3 separate regions of the Homo sapiens genome follow, and all the other regions are linked to region 1. Evidence: chromatin loops called from intact Hi-C (ENCODE). Cell type or tissue: gastrocnemius medialis. All regions are shown on one strand. Each heading gives the region's core, and the rest is flanking DNA. Links, peaks and the distances in the headings are about the cores only.

Region 1 (7,544 bases), core at 1,474-5,473:
TGGGGATTTATCTATAAGTCCCTGACTGGGGCTGCTGCCTTTTTTTCAGAGATGCCCTGCCCAGAGAAGAGAAATCTGGCAGTCTGGCCACAGCGGCCGTGCTGAGCTGCAGTGGGCTCTGCCCAGTTCGAACTTCCCCGTGACTTGTGACTTTGTTTACACTGTGATTGTAAAACCACCTACTCAAGCCTTAGCAATGGCGGACGCCCCTCCCCCCACCAAGCTCCATTGTCACAGGTTGACCTCAGACTGCTTCTGTGCTGGCAGCGAGAACTTCAAGCCAGTGAATCTTAGTTTGCTGGGCTCCATGGGGGTGGGACCCACTGAGCCAGGCCACTTGGGTCCCTGGCTTCAGCACCCCTTTCCAGGGGAGTGAATGGTTCTGTCTTGCTGGTGTTCCAGGTGCCAATGGGGTATGGAAAAAAAAGAACTCATGAAGTTAGTTCGGTGACTGCCCAAACGGCCGCCCAGTTTTGTGCTTGAAACCCAGGGCCCTGGTGGGGTAGGCACCGGAGGGAATCTCCTGGTTTGCAGCTTGCAGAGACCATGGGACAAGCGCAGTATCTGTGCCAGAGTTCCTCAGGTTCAGTCCCTGACAGCTTCCTTTGGGTAGAAGAGAAAATTCCCTGACCCCTTGTGCTTCACAGATGAGGTGATGCCCCACCCTGCTTCGGCTCGCCCTCCGTGGGCTGTACCCACTGTCTAACCAGTCCCAGTTGGAAATGTAGAAGTCACCCGCCTTCTGCATCCATCTCGCTGGGAGCCGCAGACTGGAGCTGTTCCTGTTCGGCCATCTTGCCAGCAATTGGTTTTTATTGCGGTTGGGGAGCAAGGCTGGAGTGGGTTTGCATGATTGGAACTTCTCACTAGCTCCGAGAGAGAAGGGCTTTTTGATTGGCTTGCCCAGGTTTGGGGCTAAAGGTAAAGGGGCATCATTGGGGCTTGAAAACTATCAACAGTTGAATATCAAAAATGGAGTTAGAGTCTTTCTAACTCATGGCATCTTCTAAAAAGTATCAGGCCCTTCAGGAAGGGTGCATCTAGAATTTCCCTTGCTTCTTTCTTGACCCCAGTGCTGACTCCTGTCATTACCCTGATCATTCCTACTCTCCTGTAGAATTTGTTTCACAATAAACAGATCAAATTAGCTTTCTTTGTTTTCAGACTTTTTGTTTAAATTTATTCTTTAAGCCTACCTGTATTCTCTCTGCCCTTCCTCCCTTTCCCTCCCCCTCTTTTCTTTTCCCCCTTTCTCTCCTCTTCTCTCCTTGTAACAATCCCATGGGGCAATCTAGACACCACTGGCTCCCCTCCCATTCTCCACTCCCCCCCCGACCCCATTTTTATGCCAGTGCTGTTAAATGTTTTTCTGTTTCCATAGCAACTCCTATAATTACCTGATGGATTCTTCCTGCCTGCTATACAGACAAAACCAGTTCACTGAGACCATGGTATTGCAATAAAGAGTTTTACTAACATGAGGCCAGCCACACAGGAGATAGAGTTATTACTCAAATCAGTCTCCCTGAAGGCTTGGAGATTAGGGTTTTACAAGGATAGTTTTGTGGGCAGGGGGCTAGGGAATGAGGAATGTTGATTGGTTGAGGATGGAATCATAGGGATGTGGAATATGGTCCTCCTGCTCTGAGTCAGCCTTTGGGTGGGGGCCACAGGACCGGTTGAGTCAGCCAGTTGTCAGAAATGCAAACATCTGAAAGGATCTCTCAAAAGACCAACCTTAGGTTCTGTAGTAGTAATGCTTCCTACAGGAGTGATTGGGAAATTTAGAAACCTTATGATCTCCCAGACAATGTCCGGTTATCTCAGGCCCCTCTGATAACCCTAACCTCATGGCTTTTCATTAGTTTTCAGAAGCAGTTTCGTTTTGGGAAAGGTTATTATCATCCTTGCTTTAATGTTAAACTATAAACTAAATTCCTCCCAAAGTTAGCTTTGCCTGTTCCCAGAAATGACAAAGGACAGCTTGGAGGTCAGAAGCAAGATGGCGTCAACTATGTCAGATTTCTCTTACTGTTCTAATTTTGCAAAGGCAGTTTCACTCCAGACATTCATTGCAGGCTGTAAAAGATGCTTTGGGTAGAAACTTGGTTTACTAAAATCTTTGGCTTATATAATTATTACATTCAGAAAATCTTGATTTCAGATCTGAAGGTTAAAGTAGGTACTTCATGGCTATAAAAAAAATGGACGTTGAATAGACTATTGCTAAAAATAGATGTCTTTATTGTCAAGATAAATTTAGTTTATGAAAGGCATTTTTCTCTGATGACTTTTTGGTATTCCAAGAAAATCAAATAGGCCCCCTAAAGGGATACTTGGTGCCTCTTAGCTTTTCAATTCCTACCTACCCAATCTTTCCATAAAAGATTTTACATCAACTCCCCAGCTCAGCCTTCAATCTAAAATGTTTTTGAAAGGAGGATAGTAGTATTTTGCGGTAATTGAGTGGTACAAAGTACTGCATATTGATTTGACCCGACTTCCTGCCCAAAACTATGCTTAACAGAGTGCTGTGTCACTGTCATTCATAAGGTCTGCCTCAGGGCAGTTGCTAAGCCATTTCTTCAGCTGTTTCCTGGCACTGCAGTGTCATCTTTCTGTGGTGTAGGAAACTTGCCCTTGACCACAAAATTGCAGTTTACTTTCCAAGCTAGTCTCTAATTCATAGCTGCTGCTTTCTAATTCTTTTGAGCCTCAGACTATTCGAAAATATGGACAGTTCGTAGTTCTGCTGCAGCAGCACAGAGAACAGCTGTATGCCTGCTTCAGCTTGGTTTATAAATACCTCACACTGTCCCTTTTGGCCCTACTTCTGTCTTTGGACAGCCAGTAATGGAAACAAACAGGACCAGCACTGGCAGGCATTTGGAAATCTTTGTTTTATTTTTAAATTTTACCTGTTCAGCCAAGTAGTCATATATCCTGCTTATGATAGGCAGAATTCTAAGATAGACCAGAATTCTAAAAATTTCTGGCCTCTAATGTACCTGTACATACATTCTCCCAATTATTCAATCAAACACCAATCTAGGTGTTGCTATAGAGGATTTTGAAACTGTAACTAAGGCCCCAAATCAATTGACCTTTGAGATAGATTTTTTTTGGGTGAGCCTGACCTAATCCACGAACCTTTAAAATCTGGCTTTAGCAATCAGAAACAGAAATGTCAGGTATTTGAGGTAAGGGAGATATTGGATGCAAGAGAGTTTCTTCGTGCTGCTTTTGAAAATGGTAGGGTCATATGGCAAAAGACTGAAAGCAACCCGAATTTTATCAACAACCAGAATGAACTTAAAAGAACTTTGAGCTTCAGATGAGGACACATCTTGCTGACACCTGCATTTCCTTGTGAGACCTCGAGCAGATAAACCAGGCATTCTTACAGAATTGTAAGATAATGAACGGGCATTGCTTTAAGCCTCAAAGTTTGTGGTAATTTGTTACATAGTATAGAAAAGCAACACATTGTGAGTTTACAAATGGTCATGTACTTTCCATGGTCTAGATTCTGCTCATGTCACCAAAGGAACGGAGGATGGTGAGGAGGAAGGCAAGCTGTTCACAGACCTATGAGGTCTGTGAGCAAGTCTGTCCAAGGAGTGCCCGCTCCCTTTGCTTCCTGTGGTGTGGACTGCCCAGAGCTAGAGGCAGCCTGCCCTGTTTGAGCACGCAACGACTAAAATAGCCTGCTGATGTCCTTCCTGACAGCTTCCCTCTGTTCTTGTTACTCCAAGCTACTTTGAACAACATAAGTAGATGACTCATCTCCTCTGAGCAAGGGTTCATTCATTTCTATGGGATGTGGCCCATGCCTTTCCTCTTTGATCCCTGGAAGAAAGGGCAGGGCCAGCCTCAGAAGCATTGCAGATCAAGCATTCTGATCCACTCCTGCTTCCAGGCTCCTAGCACTTCCACACTTGTCTCTTTTCCCCACAGCCCTCTCCTGCAGGAGGCCACCTCCAATCCTGTCTTCTTGAAGGATACCCCAAATTACCTGTCCATTATGTATCCTGTCTTCTTTATCTTAGCTGAGATTGATTGTACTAAAGTTACACAAGGAAAAACATTGAGAAGGAATTCACAGGGATGTGCATGAATGGTTGCCAGTTAGCCTGAAGTCTATTTGAATTGTAAAAGCATTTTTTTTCTTAAGAAAGCATACAGTTGGTGAACTTTCAGGATGCAAGGAGGATGTTTTTATTTCTGTGCGCTGTTGTTTTCTACGTAAATGTCTATATGAAGCTTGAGGAAGAAGACTTTTATCTTCTATATTGTATCGATTGAGCTTCCTGCAGTATCGTGGCTGTAGTTTGAGGCCCCTTGTGGTTTGTACCCATTTCCCTAATTGTTTCATGGTGTCGTAACCCCACCTGGGATTGATGAGCCTGTCATTTAAAGGATCTGAGTCTCCACGGAGGCAAGAGGAATTCAACAATTTGAGTGCTTCTTGGTTTGAGGAGTTCTACTGTCTAACTCCAAATATGTTCTTACAGACCTTTTCTGGATACCTATCTATCACTGCCTCAGGACCCAAACCCTGTTCCCACTTTTTGTTGTTGTTGTTGTTCTGAACTGTTAGGCCACAGAATGATTGTGGACCTCATAATGTGCAATCTACAGAACGTCAGCCACAGAATGATTTTTGGCCAGGATTTTGCTTCCCTGGGTAAAGCAGAGAAACTCTCCTGTGGGATCCTACCTCTCCAGTGCAGTCTGTGGGCACGGCTTTCCTAGTTAGTAAAAAAAATAAAGTAACTAGCATGATGATAGACTTTAACTCTATCAATAATTGCATTAAATATACATAATCTAAACACATCAATTAAGAGACCAAGATTGTCACATTGAATAAAAAAGCGAGACACAACTAGCAGAAAACCTACATATATGTGTGTGTGTGTATATATATAAAGACATAGACAATATTTTATATATAGATAGATAGATAGATAGACATAGACAAGTTAAAAATAAAAGGATGGAAAAGATATTACCATGTAAACACTAACCAAAAGAACCGTGAAAGGGCTGTGTTAATTTGGACAAAGTAAACTTCAGAACAAGCACTATTACTGGGAATAAAGGGGGATATTACATAAATATAGAGGGGTTAATTTAGATACACAAAAATAACAACTCGAAATATGCATGCATCTAACAATGGAGCTTCCGAATACTTGAAGCAAATATACCCTTAGGGCATGGGATTTTAAGAATGGAGTAAGGAGCTCAATGGACCACCTCAACAGACAGTACTTTAACTAATGAGAATTATTTTTTAAAAAGTTATTAAAGTTGCAGGAAATTATTCATTCAAAAAAATGTTGTAAATCTTCATAAGAACAGTGGCAGTCTCTGGCATTTGGGCTACAACCTATTCTATTATGCTCCCCACCACATACCCCTCAAGCCCCAGCTCCTTGTTATAGAAGCTCCCTCTAACCCCAGTTTATACTCTGGGACTGCAGTTTCACCCTGAGAAGGGAGGGCTGCTAGCATTTCTCATCATCTCCAACTTTATGTTGCAGAAGTTCTATTTCAGGCACATTTCAGAAAGGACTGGGTCTCTCTTCACCCACCCCACTCTAGGACAGATGCTGTATCCCAGATGCAGCAGGCCTGAAACCTGGGGAACCCAATCTTGCTCACCTCACTAGTAGGATAAGTTCCACACTAGGAAGAGCAAGCTGAGAAGACCAGGGTCTACCACCCCTTCCCCAGTGACCACTACTTGTACAGCAGGGCATCACTAGGGGAAAAGCATATCAGACAACACAGACTTTAAAACCAAAAAGTTACTACAAATAAAGATGGACATTTTATGATTACAAAAGGGTCAATCCAGGGAGATATAACAATTATAAACATATATATATATAACTAATAACAGAGACTCACCCAAAATATATGAAGCAAAACTGCCAGAACTGAAGGGAGAAATACACAATGCGACAGTAATAATGACAGTCTTCAGTATCCCCATTTTCAATAATGGCTATACCATCTAGGCAGAAGATAAAGATATAGAAGACTTGGAAAAAGTATAAACCAACTTGACTTGTAGACATCTGTAGAACACCATGCTCAACAACAGAATACTTATTCAGCTCAGGCATATGTAGAATGTTCTCCAAGATAGACCATATGCTAATCCATAATACAAACACTAGTAATTTTAAATGGATTTAAACAATACAGGCTGAACATTCCTAATCTGAAAATCCAAAATGCTCCAAAATCTGAATTTTTTTGTGTGCCAACATGATGCTCAAAGGAAATGCTTATTGAAGAATTGCAGATTCTCAGATTAGGGTTGCTTAACTGATAAGTGTAATGCAGATATTTCAAAATCTGAAAAAATCTGAAATTCAAAACACTCATGGTTCCAAGCATTTCAGGTAAGAGGGATACTCGTCCTGTACAAAGTATGTTCTCTGTCTTAATTTTCTACTGAAATAAATTGGAAATCAAAAAAGTCTTGGGATAATAAACATACTCCTTAATAATCAGTGAATCGAATAAATCAAAAGGGAAATTAGAAAATACTTCGAGATGAACAAAAACAAAACATATCAAAACTTACGGGATGCAGCAAAAACATTGCTGGGAAGGAAACATATACACACCAAAATATCTCAAATCAGAAACTTAACCTTCTCCCTAAAAAAACTAGCAAAAGAGCCAACTAAAGCAAACAGAAATAATAAAAACTAGAGGAAATAAATAAAATACAGAATAGAAAAACATAACAAAATCAACAAAACCAAAAGTTGGTTCTTTGAAAAGATCGAATTGTCAAACCTTTAGCTATACTGACCAGGGAATAAACAGAAAAGACTCAAATTACTAAAATCAGGAATGTAGGAGGTGACATTACTGTCAACTTTATAGAAAGAAGATTACAGGGCAATTTTATGAACAACTGTATGCTAATTCATTAACTTAGTTGAAATGGACAGATTTCCGGAAAGACCCAAAATACACAAACTGACTCACGGAGAAATAGAAAATCTGAATAGACTTATAACAAGTGAAATGTTTGCATTAGTCATTTAAAAACTTGCCAGAAAGTGGCTGGGCACGGCGGCTCACGCCTGTAATCCCTGCACTTTGGGAGGCGAGGCAGGCGGATCACGAGGTCAGGAGATCGAGACCATCCTGGCTAACGGTGAAACCCCACGTCTACTAAAGATACAACAAAAATTAGCCAGGCGTGTTAGTGGGCACCTGTAGTCCCAGCTACTCGGGAGGCTGAGGCAGGAGAATGGCGTGAACCCAGGAGGCGGAGCTTGCAGTGAGCCGAGATCGTGCCACTTCATTCCAGCCTGGGTGACAGAGCGAGACTCCATCTCAAAACAAAACAAAACAAAAACTTGCCAGAAAGCAAGCCCTGCTCCACATAGCTTTACTTAAGGATTCTATGAAACAATCAAAGAAGAATTAATACCAATTATTCCCAAACTCTTCCAAACAATAGAAAGGGAAACAATTCCCAGCTTAGTCTGTTAGATCTGTATTACCCT
Region 2 (7,544 bases), core at 1,948-5,947, 290 kb before region 1:
GGCTGTTCTTCCCGGCTAGGAGACGGCCACCTTCTCTCTGTGCTGCACACGACCTTTCCTCCATGTGCTTCTGGGGAGAGGGCTCGCAGGTGTCTCTCCCTATTCTTATAAAGACACCAATCCTATCAGATTAGGGCCCTCCTTTTATGACCTCATTTAACCTTAATTACCATTTTGTTGTTTGTTTGTTTGTTTGTTTTGAGACAGAGTCTCGCTCTGTTGCCCAGACCGGAGTGCAATGGGGCAATCTCTGCTCACTGCCACCTCCACCTCCTGGGTTCAAGTGATTCTGGTGTCTCAGCCTCCTGAGTGGCTGGGATTAAAGGCATGCGCCACCACACCTGGCTAATTTTTGTATTTTTGGTAGAGATGGGGTTTTGCCATGTTGACCAGGCTGGTCTCGAACTGCCGACCTCAGGTGATCCACCCTCCTTGGCCTCCCAAAGTGCTGGGATTACAGGCGTGAGCCACCATACCTGGTCCCTTAATTACCTTTTTAAAGACCCTGTCTCCAAATACAGTCTCATGATGGGGGCTTCATTGTATGAACTGGGGGGGCACAATTCAGGCCACACACTCCCCGAAACAAATGCCTTAGCAGCAGGCTCCCCATTCTCTTTGCCGGGCGGAGGTGCTGGGTTTGGCCTGGGTCCCCTGCTTGGTGTTCATTTTGTTCATCTGCAGGATGACAGGGGACCATCTGGGTTTTCGAGTGGGTGTCACTACATGTGAGCAGCTCCTCCAGACAAGCCTATTAGGTCCCTCTCAGGAACACCCAGGGAGCCAACCCTGGCAATGCAACCACAGCAACCAGTGCCCTAAGCCCAGGTCAGGACACCCAGTCACAGGAAAAAGCCACAGTCACCAGGAATTTATCAAGTCACACAGCAGGCTTGCCCATGCCTCAACCTCTCTCTCCCTCTACACAAGTCCCCATCCCCATTTCTCCTCTAACTGCATCCCTTTCCCAGCCGGCCTGACCTCCCTGCCCTCTGCCCTCTGCACCTCTGTAACCCAGGAGGCACTGCAGCCTGGCAGTGGTTCCAAAATTAGCTGCACACTAGGATCACCCGGGGAGCTTTCAAAAGTCCCAATGTCATCCCATAGGGATTAAATCAGGATGATTTAATCAGACATCCTGATTACATGTCCGGTGGGTGGGAAGCAGATATCAGTATTTTTACTGGTGGACTAGGTTTTGAATCTAGGCTTCATCATCTCATTAGCTGTGTAGCCTTGGGCAAGTTACTGAAGCCAAAACGGAGATAATACTAGCAGTAGCACCTGTCTCTTAAGATTGTAGCAAATATGAAATGAGCTAACGCTCATAAGGAGCCTTAAACAGTGCCTGATGTGTAAGGTATGTGCGTCCACCAGGTGTGCCCCAAAGGAAACCAGCACCTTACAGAGGAAAGGCCATGCAGGAGAATCCGTGTACCAACTCCCCTAATTGTGAAAGGGCAAAGAATGCGCTGACATCAAGTCCCTGCTTGGTGTGGAGCATGCATCATTGTATTTTGTCTGTACAGTGGTTCCTCAGCATCAAGATTATGATAGTCGTTGTGCAGAAGAATAAGGCTAAAAGAGACAAACTCAGGTGGGTCTAGTGATGGAGCTGGGATTTATAACCAGGTCTTTCTCACCCCCAAACTCATGTCCATTGTTATGAAAAATGCTTTGGTTTATAAGAAAAAAAGGGAGAAAATATTTTGTGTAGTCTCAATGTCTTTCACTAGTAAAAATGCAGTGAGGTTGTTTGTATGGTGCAGTTGTGGGGCTGGAACCCATCAAACACCAAGAAGTGCTTTCATTTACTCAGAATAGGGTAGGTGCTAATTAAATCATGGAAACCAACATCAAGATGAGTACAGCCTCACTGCTAATATTTTTTTGTAAAAGTTTAGGCAGGAAAGTTGCTGTTCTGCATTTTGGGTTCAAAATCAGACTACGTTTGCTAGCTATGTGACCATGGCCAATGACTTAATCGCTCTGTAATTCAGTTTCCTCACCTGTCAGTTGGAGATAATAAGAAACTCCCTCATAGAGTTATGAGGCTTAAATGAGCTAAATATAGGCCTACCCCTCAGGGCAGCACCTGACACATAGTATGTGCCCATTCAGTGGTCATATTGCTGTTACTACCATTTAGGGAATGCAAATCAGTCTTCCAAACTCCAAAGTTTCAAGTGGCTATTCCAAATTAGATAGAAGAGTGTTAGGTGAATATCAGAAATGCAACTGGATTTTAATAATTTCTTTTTAATATTAATAACTCAAACCCCCATTCACACTACTCCTTCCAAGTAAACATTCCACACTTTTTCCCCAGCCTGTGTCCCCTTCTGCCGCAAGGTCCTGGACCCTGCTCAAAGAAAACTGATTTAGGCCTTCCTGTAGGCATCTGAGAGCAAGTCAGATGGTTGCCTGCACAGACACAGACAGCGTGGATGGGATTTTGTCTGCAGGCAAGGGTCAAGGCTGGCCGAGCCGATCACTGAGCTCTCCTGCTCCTCCTCCCTGGAAGAGCACCGGCAACTCGACAGTCTCCCCTTGCCCAGCCTTCAGCCAGGCTCCTCTGAATGCTCTTCTCAGCGAGGCCTCAACCTTTGCACTTCTATGCTCATCTCTGCATCGCCTGATTTTAGCAAAAAGCCTAAGTCAGTGTAGCCAGAATGCCCCACCCTCAGTATCTGATCGCTTTGCTATCTGATCCACATCCTCGTTCCCACCGTCCCCCAGGCGACATCTGATCACACTGGCCTCTCTCCTGAAAGAATCCTGTCAAGTTGGTTTAGCGAGAAGCCCCCCTGCCCTTAACATCTCCTCTTAATAATTTTCCATCCACTGGCGTCCCCCTGACCTTGGCTATGAATCCCCACTTGTCCATGTTGTACTCAGAATTGAGCCCAGTTTTATACAGAGGTCTGGTTTTCCTTAGTATACAAGAGTTTGTCAAGAATCTGTTTTGTTATTGTTATTGTTGTTGTTGTTGTTGTTTTTGAGACAGAGTCTCTCTCCATTGCTAGGCTGGAGTGCAGTGGCACGATCTCGGCTCACTGTGATCTCTGCCTCCCGGGTTCAAGCCATTCTCCTGCCTCAGCCTCCTGAGTAGCTGGGATTACAGGCACGGGCCACCACACCCAGCTAATTTTTGTATTTTCAGTAGAGACGGGGTTTCACCATGTTGGCCAGGATGGTCTCGATCTCCTGACCTCGTGATCCACCCGCCTCGGCCTCCCAAAGTGCTGGGGTAACAGGTGTGAGCCACCGCGCCCGGCCCAAGCATCTGTTTTTACCACTTTACTGTCCAGCTCTGGGTACTGACAATCTCCACATATGCACACATGTGAGCACGTGGGCACACACACACACACATGTCCATGCATGTGTGTTCAGCCCCCTCCCCACCCCTCACCCCACACAGCTCTGGCTGCTCTCCTCAGCAGCCCCTCGCAGCTGGGCTCTGGAGCTTCTCTGGTCAGGAACATGGAAGCAGCCCCTGGTCCCCAGCTAGTAACATTTATGAATCTTTTACACCAGTGACCAGAAATAGCACCAACCGCAGTCCACAGTGGCCACGTCGGGCTTGGGAGGCTCGGCCACCAGCCTCTGGATCTGGGCCAGCGTGCTGCAGGCTTCCTCCATCTCTTGCCAAACGAGAAACACGTCCTCTCTGACTCCAGCTCCTAAAAGGGGAGACACAGCATGAGCGGCCGGCTGAGACAGGCCCAGGAATGTGGCAGCCCGCCTAGCAGGCCTGACGCATTGCAGCCAAGTTTCTGGAACATTTCTGAACATCAAATTCCGCTTCCCCCACTAATCTCTTTCTGAGAATCAGAACTGAAATCCCCAAGGAAGTGATATCATCTCAAGAAATCATAAATGCAGACTTTAGGATACAATAAATCCTTCTAAAGTAAATGTTTGTAGCAGCCAGAATATTTAAAATGAATTATTGATAATACCCAAATAAGATAGGAATAAAAACATTCAAAAGCACCTCACACAAGCCAGGGTCACCGCTGCGAGGAGGGGAAATGCAATGGAATGTTGTGAAAGCAACAACCCCTAATCCTTTCGCCATGTAGCCAAGGTGTCCTGCTTCTTTGAAACCACAGGTATAATATTTCCCCCAATGTAATAGTGATTGCCTGGTCTCCTTTTCTGGACCTCTACTGTCTCAGTTAAGGGATAGGTTTGACTCTATAACACTTTTTTAAAATGACATGGCACCATTAATTTAGATATTTATGTCTTTCAATCAATCGAAGTTCATGCCAAGGAGAGTGGTTTAGGGCTGGGATACAGGCTCTGCCTTCATCGAGATCCAGGCTCTAACAGATCAGCAGTTTCTAGATGTTGGGGCGGGTGGGCCGGGGGGAAATGGATGTGCACTCTGTGGTGTGCCATGCAGAGGTGCACGGTGAGAGGTCCTGTCCTGCTACCTTAACTGTATCAAAGTCAAGGTCCCAGCCATGCTGTGGTACTATGTTACTATGGGGGAAAGTGGGTAAAGAATAGATGGGCAGGCTGGGCACGGTGGCATACGCCTGTAATCCTGTAAAACTTTGGGAGGCCGAGGCGGGCAGATCAATGGAGGTCAGGAGTTCGAGACCAGGCTGGCCAACATGGTGAAACCCCGTCTCTACTAAAAATACAAAAATTAGCTGAGCGTGGTGGCCCGTGCCTGTAATCCCAGCTACTCAGGAGGCTGAGACAGGAGAATCACTTGAACTGGGGAGGCGGAGGCTGCAGTGAGCTGAGATCACACCACTGCACTCCAGCTCAGGAGACAGAGTGAGACTCCAGCCCAGGAGACAGAATGAGACTCCATCTTGAAATAAATAAATAAATAGATAAATAGATAAATAATAGATGGGCATCTCCCTGTATCACTTATTACCACTGCCTGTGAATCTATAATTATCTCAAAATAAAAAGGTTAATTTTTAAAATCTTGAAAACAGATCCACACTCTTTCTATCCTGCTCCTCGGTCATCTCAGCACATCCTTCTGTCTTCAGCCACCTTATGATTCAACATGGTGTCCTTAGTGCCAAGCAGCACGTCCTGAGCAGCAGGGCCACTGGGAGGACACAGAAGCACACCCCCTGATGGAGTCAGTTCCTTCGAGGCACCCTGCCCAGAAGGCCCACCCCACAGCTTCATTACTTAGCCACTGCCAGAATGGCATCACGCAGCCCCATCTGGCAGCAAGGGAAATTGAGAAATGCTTTTAGGCTGGGTATACTGCAACCCTAAGTAAAATTGGGGCTACAGCCTAAGGAGCAAGGGAGTGTATCTGGGTGGCAACTGGCAGTCCCTGCCCCTTGGCTGAGACATGTTCTGTCACCAAATACACCGAAAAGCCCCTTCCTCCCACTTCCCAAGTCTGCATGATAATTAACTGATGCCCAATATCCCACAATCACAGATGATGAGAGACCACCCTCCAGTCTACGGGGCACCCCAGGAGACTCATCCACCCGGGGCCAAAGGACTGATCCTAAGCCAACAAGGCAGACTAGGGCAGACCAGAGTTGATGTTTCTGAATTTTAAAATATAGTCAAGAAGGGTAGGGCAGAAAAAAGGGACATCAAAGTTCTAGCCTCTTGAAGTGGGACAAATCAAGTGAGAGAGTATTAATAGCTATGTTCCTAAAGGGGCAAGTGACAAGCCCTGACAGAGACGGACGGCTACCATGGCTCTGTGGCCATCAACAGCCTAGGAAGTGAAATCTGATGTGTCCTGAGCTCCATGTTGAAAATCCAAAAATAACACAGGCTGCTGCCAAATGCGAACCTTAAGCCCACAGGCCCTCTGAACGCTGTAAAATCAAGACAGACTGCCAGCTGCTTGCTTCAGCCTGGAGGTGTTAAGTAGCAGGAGTCTCTTAAAAGTTTCAAATGAGTCAAGGCTTTCCTCTAGACTTGTCAATAATATCTTAAGAGGGAGTACACCACAGGGCAGGGTCAAAGGAGAAAGTTCCGAGGAAACCCAGTCGGCTCTTGGTCATCCAGGGACAGGGAAATGTGTCTCTGGGACAGCAGTGACCGGGACGTGCTCCCTGTGCAGGCAGTATCTAGGATTATCACTACCCCAGTCTAGTGATCGTGATGAAGCAGCTACAGACTGCTATGTCGGTGATCAGAGAGCAACACAAGTCCATCTGATTTGCTTTGCTTAAAAACAAAAGAAAAGAAAACAAAACAAAACAAAAAAACAGTGAAAAAGAAAGCTACAGAACAGTAAAAGCATCATGACAATGCACAGGTTTTATTTCAAGTTATTCCTCACACAGTAAGGAAGCACTGCCAGTTTTATCAAGGTCACTTTTAAGGACTTAGTTGGGATCTCAGATAGCCACAGCCGAGGGACAGAGCCCCATTGGGGATGGAAGACGATGGGGGCACAGGAAACCCCGCTGTTCAGACCTCCGTGAATTTGAAATTCTCCAGGCTACACCAGGGAGGAGATGAAACAGCAGGAAGCTGTATGTATCTTTATGTATCTTTTTTTTTTTTTTTTAATGGATTCTTGCTCTGTCGCCCAGGCTGGAGTGCAGTAGCACGATCTAGGCTCACTGCAACCTCTGCCTCCCAGGTTAAAGCGATTCTTGTGCCTCAGCCTCCCGAATAGCTGGGATCACCACCACACCTGGCTAATTTTTGTATTTTTTTAGTAGAGATGGGGTTTCACCATGTTGGACAGGCTGGTCTTGAACTCCCTGACCTCAGGTGATCCACCCGCCTCAGCCTCCCAAAGTGCTGAGATTACAGGCATGAGCCACCGTGCCCAACCAAAGCTGTATGTATCTTGACTGTCAAGGTGGAAGCCAACTAAGGTCTGCCTGACAACAGAAGCTGGATACGGTTCCTAATGGAGTCATTCAGGAGACCTAGTGGATTCTCCAACCAGAATGCATGCCTGCCCAATCCCCCGCCTTGCATGACTGCTGCCCTCCCAGACACCTGGTAACAATTTGAAGGCCGGGCGCAGTGGCTCACATCTGTAATCTCAGCACTTTGGGAGGCCTAGGCAGGAGGATCACCTGAGGTCTGGTGTTTGAGACCAGCCTGGCTAACATGGTGAAACTCCGTCTCTACTAAAAATACAAAAATGAGCCGGGTGTGGTGGCAGGTGCCTGTAATCCCAGCTACTCAGGAGGCTGAGGCAGGAGAATCTCTTGAACCTGGGAAGCAGAGGTTGCAGAGAGCCATTGCACTCCAGCCTGGGTGACAGAGAAAGACTGCATCTCAAAAACAAACAAAAAAACCAAACCAAAACAAAACAAAAAAACAATTTGCAGGCTCGTGTTAAAATGCTAACATACCTGGGAGCAATGTCACAGTCTGCTGCTGTTTTTCATTAGCACCTAGTATTGACTTCTCAGACTGGCTAGTTTGACAAATAAAATGAGACTCAGGACAGGAAGTTTTGATGTCAAGGAGAAAAGTCCACAGGATACCTGCTGCCAAATGCCATTTCCCTGTCCAATCTTCCACATCTCACCTACAGGATAAAACCCAGTTGCCAGAGTCCA
Region 3 (7,544 bases), core at 1,948-5,947, 310 kb before region 1:
GAATGCACCACTGCGCTCCAGCCTGGGCAAGAGAGCAAGACTCCATCAAAAAAGAGGAAAGAATGAAAGAAAGACAGAAAGAAAGAGAGAGAGAGAAGAAAAGAAAGAAAGAGAGAAAGGGAGGGAGGGAGGGAGGAGAGAGACAGAAGAAAGAAAGAAAAGAAAGAAAGAAAGAGAGAAAGAAAGAAAGAGAGAAAGAGAGAAAAGGAGGGAGGGAGGAAGGAGAGAGAGAAGAAAGAAAAAGAAAGAAAATAGAAAGGGAGGGAAGGAGGAAGGGAGGAAGGAGATAGATGAAGGAAAGAAAGAGAAAGAGAGAAAGGAGGGAGGGAGGAAGGGAGGAAGGAGAGAGAGAGAAGAAAGAGAAAGAAAGAGAGAGAGGGAGGGAGGAAGGAGAGAGAAGAAAGAAAGAAAAAGAGAGAAAGAAAGAAAGAAAAAGAAAGAAAGAAAGAAAGAAAGAAAGAAAGAAAGAAAGAAAAGAAAGAGAAAGAAAGAGAGAAAGGAAGGAGGGAGGAAGGGAGGAAGGAGAGAGAGAGAGAAGAAAAAGAAAGAAGAAAGAAAGAAAAAGAAAGGAAGAGAAAGAAAGAAAGAAAAGAAAGAGAAAAAAGAGAAAGAAAGGAAGAAAGGAAGGAAGGTAGGTCACGTGAAAATGCTCTGTAATGTGGTGGAAAGAGAAGTGATGAGGTGGAGGCGATCAACACGCGAAGGCTAGGAGGCTGCCTCCCCTGAAGCCCCTTTGTTACCTTGGTGAGTGTGTCCTGACTCACAGCCTGGCTTTCCACCCTGCAGGCTCAGAAACCTCATGTGCCCTATCTAGGACAACTCACCTTAGCTTCACAGGGAAAAGAATAACCACAATGCCAATTGCCTAAACATCTCCAGCCTCAGGCACATTCTCGTGGTGTTTTCCAGAGGTAATCTACACTGAGAAGACTGTGTTATGTTACCTGAGCGGGACAAGCCAGCATATCACACAAGCAGAAAACTATTTTTCCAGATGACTCGAAACTTGGAACAGCACCTAAGGGAGAATGAGCTACTCAGGGGTGGACACAAAGGAGGGGTGAGGAACTGTGAAGCTGAGGAGGCACTGGTGTCTGGAGCTGGCTGTGCACATCTCCCAACTCCATGCTGGGCGATGGCCGCTTGGTAGGATGAAAGAGACCATGGTGGGAGTATTTATGGAATCTGGAAATCAGCACATGCTACACATCGGGGCTTTTTTCATTCCCGGGAGTGGGTTGTTAAACATTTGCACACCACTGGAAGGAAGGCAGAAAGGACCCTGAGATTTTGGCCCCACTGGGACCACGGGAGCCCTACGAAGACGCAGAAGGGGTTCCTGGCAGGGAAATGTTTTTTTCTAACATGAACTATCACGTAGGATGTCCACCAGCGCTATAGAGTTTTGTTTAACTCCACTTACATTAATGGCTCTCAACCTTTCACAGTGGCATCCCCTGAGGAGCTTTAAAAAAAATACTGATGCCTGAGTCCCATCCACTAGATTCTATTTTAACTGGTTTGGGAGTGTGGCCTGGACATTGGGATTTTACAAAGCTCCCCAGGCAACTGTATTGTGCAGCCAAGCTTTGCCACTGGCTTAAGGTGGAAAGGGCTTCTCAGTTATGACTTGGTAACCCCATCAGCTGATGCTTCCATCAGACACACATGCAAGTGAAGTACTATTAATTAAAAAGTAGCACTCACTGTTAGGGAAACAAAAATATGACCCAGGCTTTCCTATTACTATATTTAAGGGGATATAGAATTAGGATAAGATGGGAAGACATAAATCATGTTAGAGCCAATTCCTTCTGTATAATGTGTAAAGGACCTGCCCATTAATGCTTCATGAGACCCATGTCCTTGAATTTTAATAGAACACCATTGAAAGAATTCACTCTGAAACCTACTAGAGTGGGGACTTCTCAAAGAAGCTTGTTCTGGATTTTGAACTTTAAACCAACCTTGCATCAAAAGCCCCTCAGAGCAGCATCCCCGACACCTGGAGCTGGCTTTTCCATGAATCACAAAACATTTTTTCACGCTTCTCCGGGAGCTCAAGCCAGAGGCTTCTCAGAGCTCCGAGTCCCTGGGGTTCGCCTGCACACTCTCTCCCATCACAAAGAAGCAGCAAAAAGAGGATGCCGCCATTTCTGTCAGGGAGATCAGCCTCCTTGGAGAAACCCTTGGGGTGACATTTTCTTCAATTATTATTAATTATATTCCCATTCATTGTGTTTCTGCTTAGGAAGACCTTTCCTTTTCTCCTCTCCCTTTTTTTTCCTGATCAATAGGTGCAGTAGGAAATTAAATTTTCATTCAATTATTTCCATAGCAACACACACCTTATTATACCCTTCTGCTCTGTTTTGGGCTGCCTTCTTTTAAAAAAGTTAAGAGCCCTCTATCAAGTATAAATTCAAGTGTACCACAGAACTTCCTAAAAACACATTCGAACCAATCCTCGCAAGGGTTTTGAAAGAGTCAGAGACTAACTTCTGACTCCAACTTCACAGTGGACCAGGCGGTGCAGTCCTGAGGGCAGGATTCAGGCTCCCAATTACCATCTGAAAAGGGGGTTCAGGCAAGCCGCCAGAGCCACCTGAACTTTCATAGAGGAAAGAAAGGATGACCAAGCAATCAAAACCAAAGAACCCAGGCACTCTAAAGCTAAAGAAAGGAGAAAAAAAAAAAGGAGGGAAATCTTTTAACTTCCAGTGCTAATTACACCAATTAGTGGCTGAGTCTCATTTTCCTGGGAGGGGCAGGGAAGGGCATCATCCATTCACTAGCGTCACTTACTAAGGGGTCCTTTCCTTTTCCCTGCAGTTATCTTAATTAAAAATGTTACATGAATTCTCACCCACAGAGAATTCATTTATTATAGAAGTATGAGCTCACAGCTAATCCTGATTACATGGCTTTCCTATTCCACAGGACAGATTGCTAAAGATGTTCTTTCTGTTATGAGAAGGGAGCACATCTATGCCACAGAATTGACCAGCCCTGTCCTCCCCATCCCACTTGTCAATCTCAGAACATTTTTCAATGAAAAAGACCTACTGGGAAAATGCTTTTGAAAACCATCCCTGCTATAGCCAGGGCCACACACAAATAGATAAATTGGGCATAGGTATCAGTGCCCACTCCTCTTCCTGTCCCTCATCCACCCACCCTCCAGGTTCAGCTCCAGAGGGGCTCACAGCCATCAGGGATTTCTCACCACCATAACTCTCTTCTCCCAGCCTCCTCCACTGAATGTTACTTGCCTGGCACCTCATTCCTGCCACGCTAGCCCCACATGCCTTTCAGGGGGGCTGTCAGCGTATGAATAAACTGGAACTCTAGACCAAGTCTGATGTTTCCAAGAGTGGGTCCCACAGAAACTGCTTCCACTGCATGTCAGTGGCTTCTACTCAGGAAGAGGGCTCCTTAGACAAAAAGTTTGGGGAGCTTGAAAGGAAAGTTTCAAAGGATTCTTGATCACAGGACTTCTGTAAGACTTTCTTAGGGGAATGGGCAGTGGGGCTTACCACAAGCAAGATTCCCAAAGCTATTTAGCCCCAGAGTCTTTCTGCATAGAACATTTTAGAGGGCTTGTATTTGAGAGACCATAACCCCTGTGATCATGGGTGCCATGAGACAATGAACAAACTCTTGGCCACCACATGGGGAGTGGTACAGGAAAAGAATGCTGTGAATTAGCTGAAAAGGAAGGCAGAAGGAAAGAAGGAAGGAGGGAGGAAGAGAAAGAAGGGAGGGAGGGGAAGACCGAAGAAGGGAAGGAAGGAAGGAAGGAGGGAGGGAGGGAGGGAGATGTTTGGTATAATATGGAACAATTGAGATTAGGAAGTGAGACAGGATTGATGGAGTTAAGGAAATTTAGACTGAGTGACCTGAAATTCACATGTTAAGTGGTGATGATGAGGGAGGGAGGGAGGAAAGGAGGGAAAGATAGAAGGGAGGGAGGGAGGGAAGGGAGGACAGAAGAAAGGAAGGAAGGAAGGGAGGGGAGAAAAGAAGGAAGGAAACCAGAATTGAGGACAGCTGGGAAAGGAGGGAGAAACATAACAACTGTCAGGAAAAGAAATGTGGTCTCGCCTGCTGGTGAGATGAGTGAGGTTTCAGCCCTGTGAGCCGGTTCAGCATGGAGCAGCTGCAAGGGCTGTGGGTTCTCTGAAGGTAAGATGAAGCCCATCCCAATCTGAGATCCGGGAGCCAGGTGGCGACAGTGTGGTGTGAGAGAGAAGCTCGTCTCTGAGCAGTCAAGCCCTTTGCTGCAGTTGCTAACTAAACCTGCTGTCAACCTACACTTGCTAAAGTACCATGCAATAAGCATATCTGCCTGGCACTGCAGGGGAGCCAAGAAATGGGGAGGAGGGAATGAAGGAGATGGAGGATGGTAACCCACCAACATTCTACCAAACGGATTCATTGTGGAGATCAGGTAAATGTTCTCTGGAGCACCCCACGGGCTTTCAACAGCTTGATTATAATGTGTCTAGGTGTGGGTGTCTTTTATCCTACATGGAATCCATTTTGCTTCTTGGATGGGTAAATTAATGTTTTCATCAAATGTAGGGAGTTTCCAGCCCTTACATCTTCAAATATTCTTTCTCTCTCTCCCCCATCCTTTGGGGACTCCCATTGTTCACATGTTGTTATGTTTATGGTATGCCATTGGTCTCTAAGACTCTGTTTGGTTTTTTTCATTCTTTATTCCTTTTGTTCTTCAGACTGGGTAACCTCAATTGAGCTATCTAAAAATTCATTGGTTTGTTCTGCTTTCTCAAATCGGGGTGTTGAACCCCTCTAGTCAGTTCCTCATTTCAATACTTTGTACTCCAGAACTTTTTTCAACTACAGAATTTCTATTTGCTTCTTAAATAAAATTTCTCTCATTATTGATATCTCTAATTGGTAAGACAGTGTTCTTATACTTCCTATGTTCTTTAGACATAGTTTCCTGTAGTTCTTTGACATATTTAAAATCGCTTATTTAATATCTTTATCTAGTAAGGTCAATGTCTGGGCTTCCTCCTGGACATGGACAGTTTCCTCATGGACAATTCCCTCATGGACAGTTCCTATGGATTGCTTTTTTTCCTTTGTATGGTCCATACTTTATTTCTTTGCATGCCTCATTTTTGTTGTTGTTGACAACTGGACATTTTAAATAATAAAATGCAGCAACTCTGGAAATCAGATTCTCCCACCTGCCCAGAGTTTGTTGTGATTTGGTGGTTGTTTGTTTATCACTCCTGAATTCTGTAAAATCTGCATTCTTTATCATTTGTAGCCACTGGAGTCTCTGCTCAGTTAACTCAGTGGTCAGCTAATAATTGAACAGAGATTTCCTTAAATCTTTTGGACTATTCCTTGCTGAGGAGCTGTGTGTGTATCAGGCCACACTTTCCATGCTGTAGCAGTTAACAACTCTCCCTCAGCCTTTACTTCCTGCTTGTGCAGAGCCTCAGGGTCAGCCCAAGATGAGAGCTTAGGGCCCTCCTGAGTCTTTTTTTGAACATATGCATAGCCTGGGCATGCCCACAGCCCTGTGCATGTGCCTGCCTGGGCTATGCATGATAGATTCCCAGGAATACCTCAGAGCTTTGGAAAGACCAATGGACATCCCATTCCCCAGTTTTTCATCTTAAGTGTTTTGGTTTACCTCTTGTTTGTCCTGACTGTTATCTACAACCTTAGTCAGCCACAAAATTAATCAATCACCTCTCATTGTTTTTGACAACGGTTCCCAGGGAAAAGGCTTTTCCCACTGAGGAAGAACTGAGTGAAGTCAAATAAAGAAAGCTTTGTAACTGGGGTCTTCCAGAGAGCCAGTGAACAGGTCACATAATGAGAATTATCTGGAAATGAAGCTTTGAAGGAACTCCAACCCCATCCTGCCCCCTCCAGTGGCTGTGAGCCTGTGGTTTCCACTGTGATCACAAACTGTTCGTTTTTAAGGTTAGTGAGGAGCTGGAGCTGGGGAATGTGAATAGGACTAGCTAAAATGCCACCAGCTCACTATTCTTACTGAGATTTAATTATTTTTCTTGAATAAACACTTCCCAGATTGCTGCACACCTTGGGTTAATTTCTAGAGTTATGAAAAAGGTTGATTCTGATAAGGTCCTTATGCCTTCTATGAAGGAGAAGTTTTGAAGGTCCTTAACTCTGCCATTTTTGCCCAGGTATTTTTGGTGTTTCCATAATTAGGGGTCCAAATACACGAAATATAATTCCTCAATAGATTTGTTGTGCTTTTCCACAGTCATTTTTTTTTTCTTTTGAGACAGAGTCTCGCTCTGTCGCCCAGGCTGGAGTGCAGTGGTGCGATCTGGGCTCACTGCAGCCTCCGCCTCCCGAGTTCAAGCAATTCTCCTTTCCTCAGCCTCCCGAGTAGCTGGGACTACAGGCGCCCGCCACTACACCCAGCTAATTTTTGTATTTTTAGTAAAGATGGGATTTCACAGTGTTGGCCAGAATGGTCTCCATCTCTTGACCTCGTGATCCACCCACCTCGGCCTCCCAAAGTACTGGGATTACAGGCGTGAGCCACTGGCGCCCAGCCCTCCACAGTCATTTTTTAACAACATGATTTTTAACATTGACATTTCACCATACCTGTATCGCATTCCAGTATCTTTCCCAAGTTATATGTATAGCATCTACAAAATGCTAATCGACCAATTCTCCCAAATTTGGGGAGAAAATTTTCAGCAATTAATCTTGAATCATGGGAGAATTACATGGTATTTTTCTGCAAATGTTTGCCATGTGTGCTTTTTGTCTGGAAAATGCGAAGCTCAGTGCCCATTGGAAAATACATATTTGAGTAAGCACAGTCTTGGTCCTTTCTGGCATTCTCACTTGTTGCTTATCAATCAACCTTGTCAAAGTTCACTTGACTCTACACAGAGCTCTACATATATAAAGGCATTCTGAAGAAAATGTGAGTTCTGGGAAGAAATATTATTTTATCCTTTGCCTTGCCTGAAGTGTGAACACTTTGACAAGTGTGTCATTCGCTTCTGGTTGCATAAGAAACCAGCTGCGCCCTGCCCCAGATCTCTTCTGCAGCCTTCTTTGAGCAAAAAGGGAAGACACTCTTGAAAAGATAAACATGTACAAGTACTCTGTAAATTAGCTTGTTCTGCTCTCAAATTGCAAGTCATCCTGTTGGTAAAATAGTCTTCATCTAGTACACTTATTAAACATCTAGCATTGGTGCAGAACAGAAAACTCAGATGATATGTTCACCTCTGTGGCTATCAGAGTCCAAAAAACTAGGGGTCAAAGATTCAGAAACATGGGGTTCCTGCTTGATATGTCTATATTTATCTTTATACCAAGAATGTTCACTTCACCCCAATAGTGTATCTGAATTCTCCACCTACATAGTCAATTGCGTCCTTTATTTCTCTACCGGGCTCTCAAGGATTCTTCAGTCTCAATAGGTTCAAACAAAATGTGTCATTCCCCACCCTGACCCAGTTCTCCTCCAGCATTCTCTCAGTGTAGTGGACGACACCATATCC

Evidence for each region. Peaks named below come from ENCODE experiments on the same cell type or tissue, not always from the same donor. Only the 100,000 strongest peaks of a DNase experiment are listed, where the experiment ranks them.
Region 2: it touches region 1 in a loop (14-fold over the local background); 6 of 110 quality-filtered maps call a loop at or near these places.
Region 3: a loop joins it to region 1, with 4 times the contacts of the local background. A loop is called at or near these places in 6 of 110 quality-filtered maps.

Annotation. Positions count from the first base shown.
Region 1 is chr2:97,865,730-97,873,273 of GRCh38, reverse strand. The region is part of intron 4 of TMEM131 (transmembrane protein 131); the gene reads left to right. Among named protein-coding and RNA genes, the nearest start is that of TMEM131, 130 kb to the left of the region's middle. In gastrocnemius medialis, for the core only: no CTCF peak of the experiment used is centred there; DNase peaks (open chromatin) are centred at 2,643, 2,713 and 3,673; H3K4me3 peaks cover 685 bases; H3K27ac peaks cover 4,000 bases.
Region 2 is chr2:98,158,993-98,166,536 of GRCh38, reverse strand. VWA3B (von Willebrand factor A domain containing 3B) reads right to left here. Exons shown (of 28, transcript NM_144992.5): 8 at 3,561-3,686. Among named protein-coding and RNA genes, the nearest start is that of VWA3B, 76 kb to the right of the region's middle. RefSeq lists an enhancer at 3,011-3,557. In gastrocnemius medialis, for the core only: no CTCF peak of the experiment used is centred there; DNase peaks (open chromatin) are centred at 2,076, 3,666, 5,126, 5,766 and 1 weaker place; H3K27ac peaks cover 4,000 bases.
Region 3 is chr2:98,172,718-98,180,261 of GRCh38, reverse strand. All of the region lies in intron 8 of VWA3B (von Willebrand factor A domain containing 3B), which reads right to left. Among named protein-coding and RNA genes, the nearest start is that of VWA3B, 89 kb to the right of the region's middle. In gastrocnemius medialis, for the core only: a CTCF peak has its summit at 4,223; no DNase peak of the experiment used is centred there.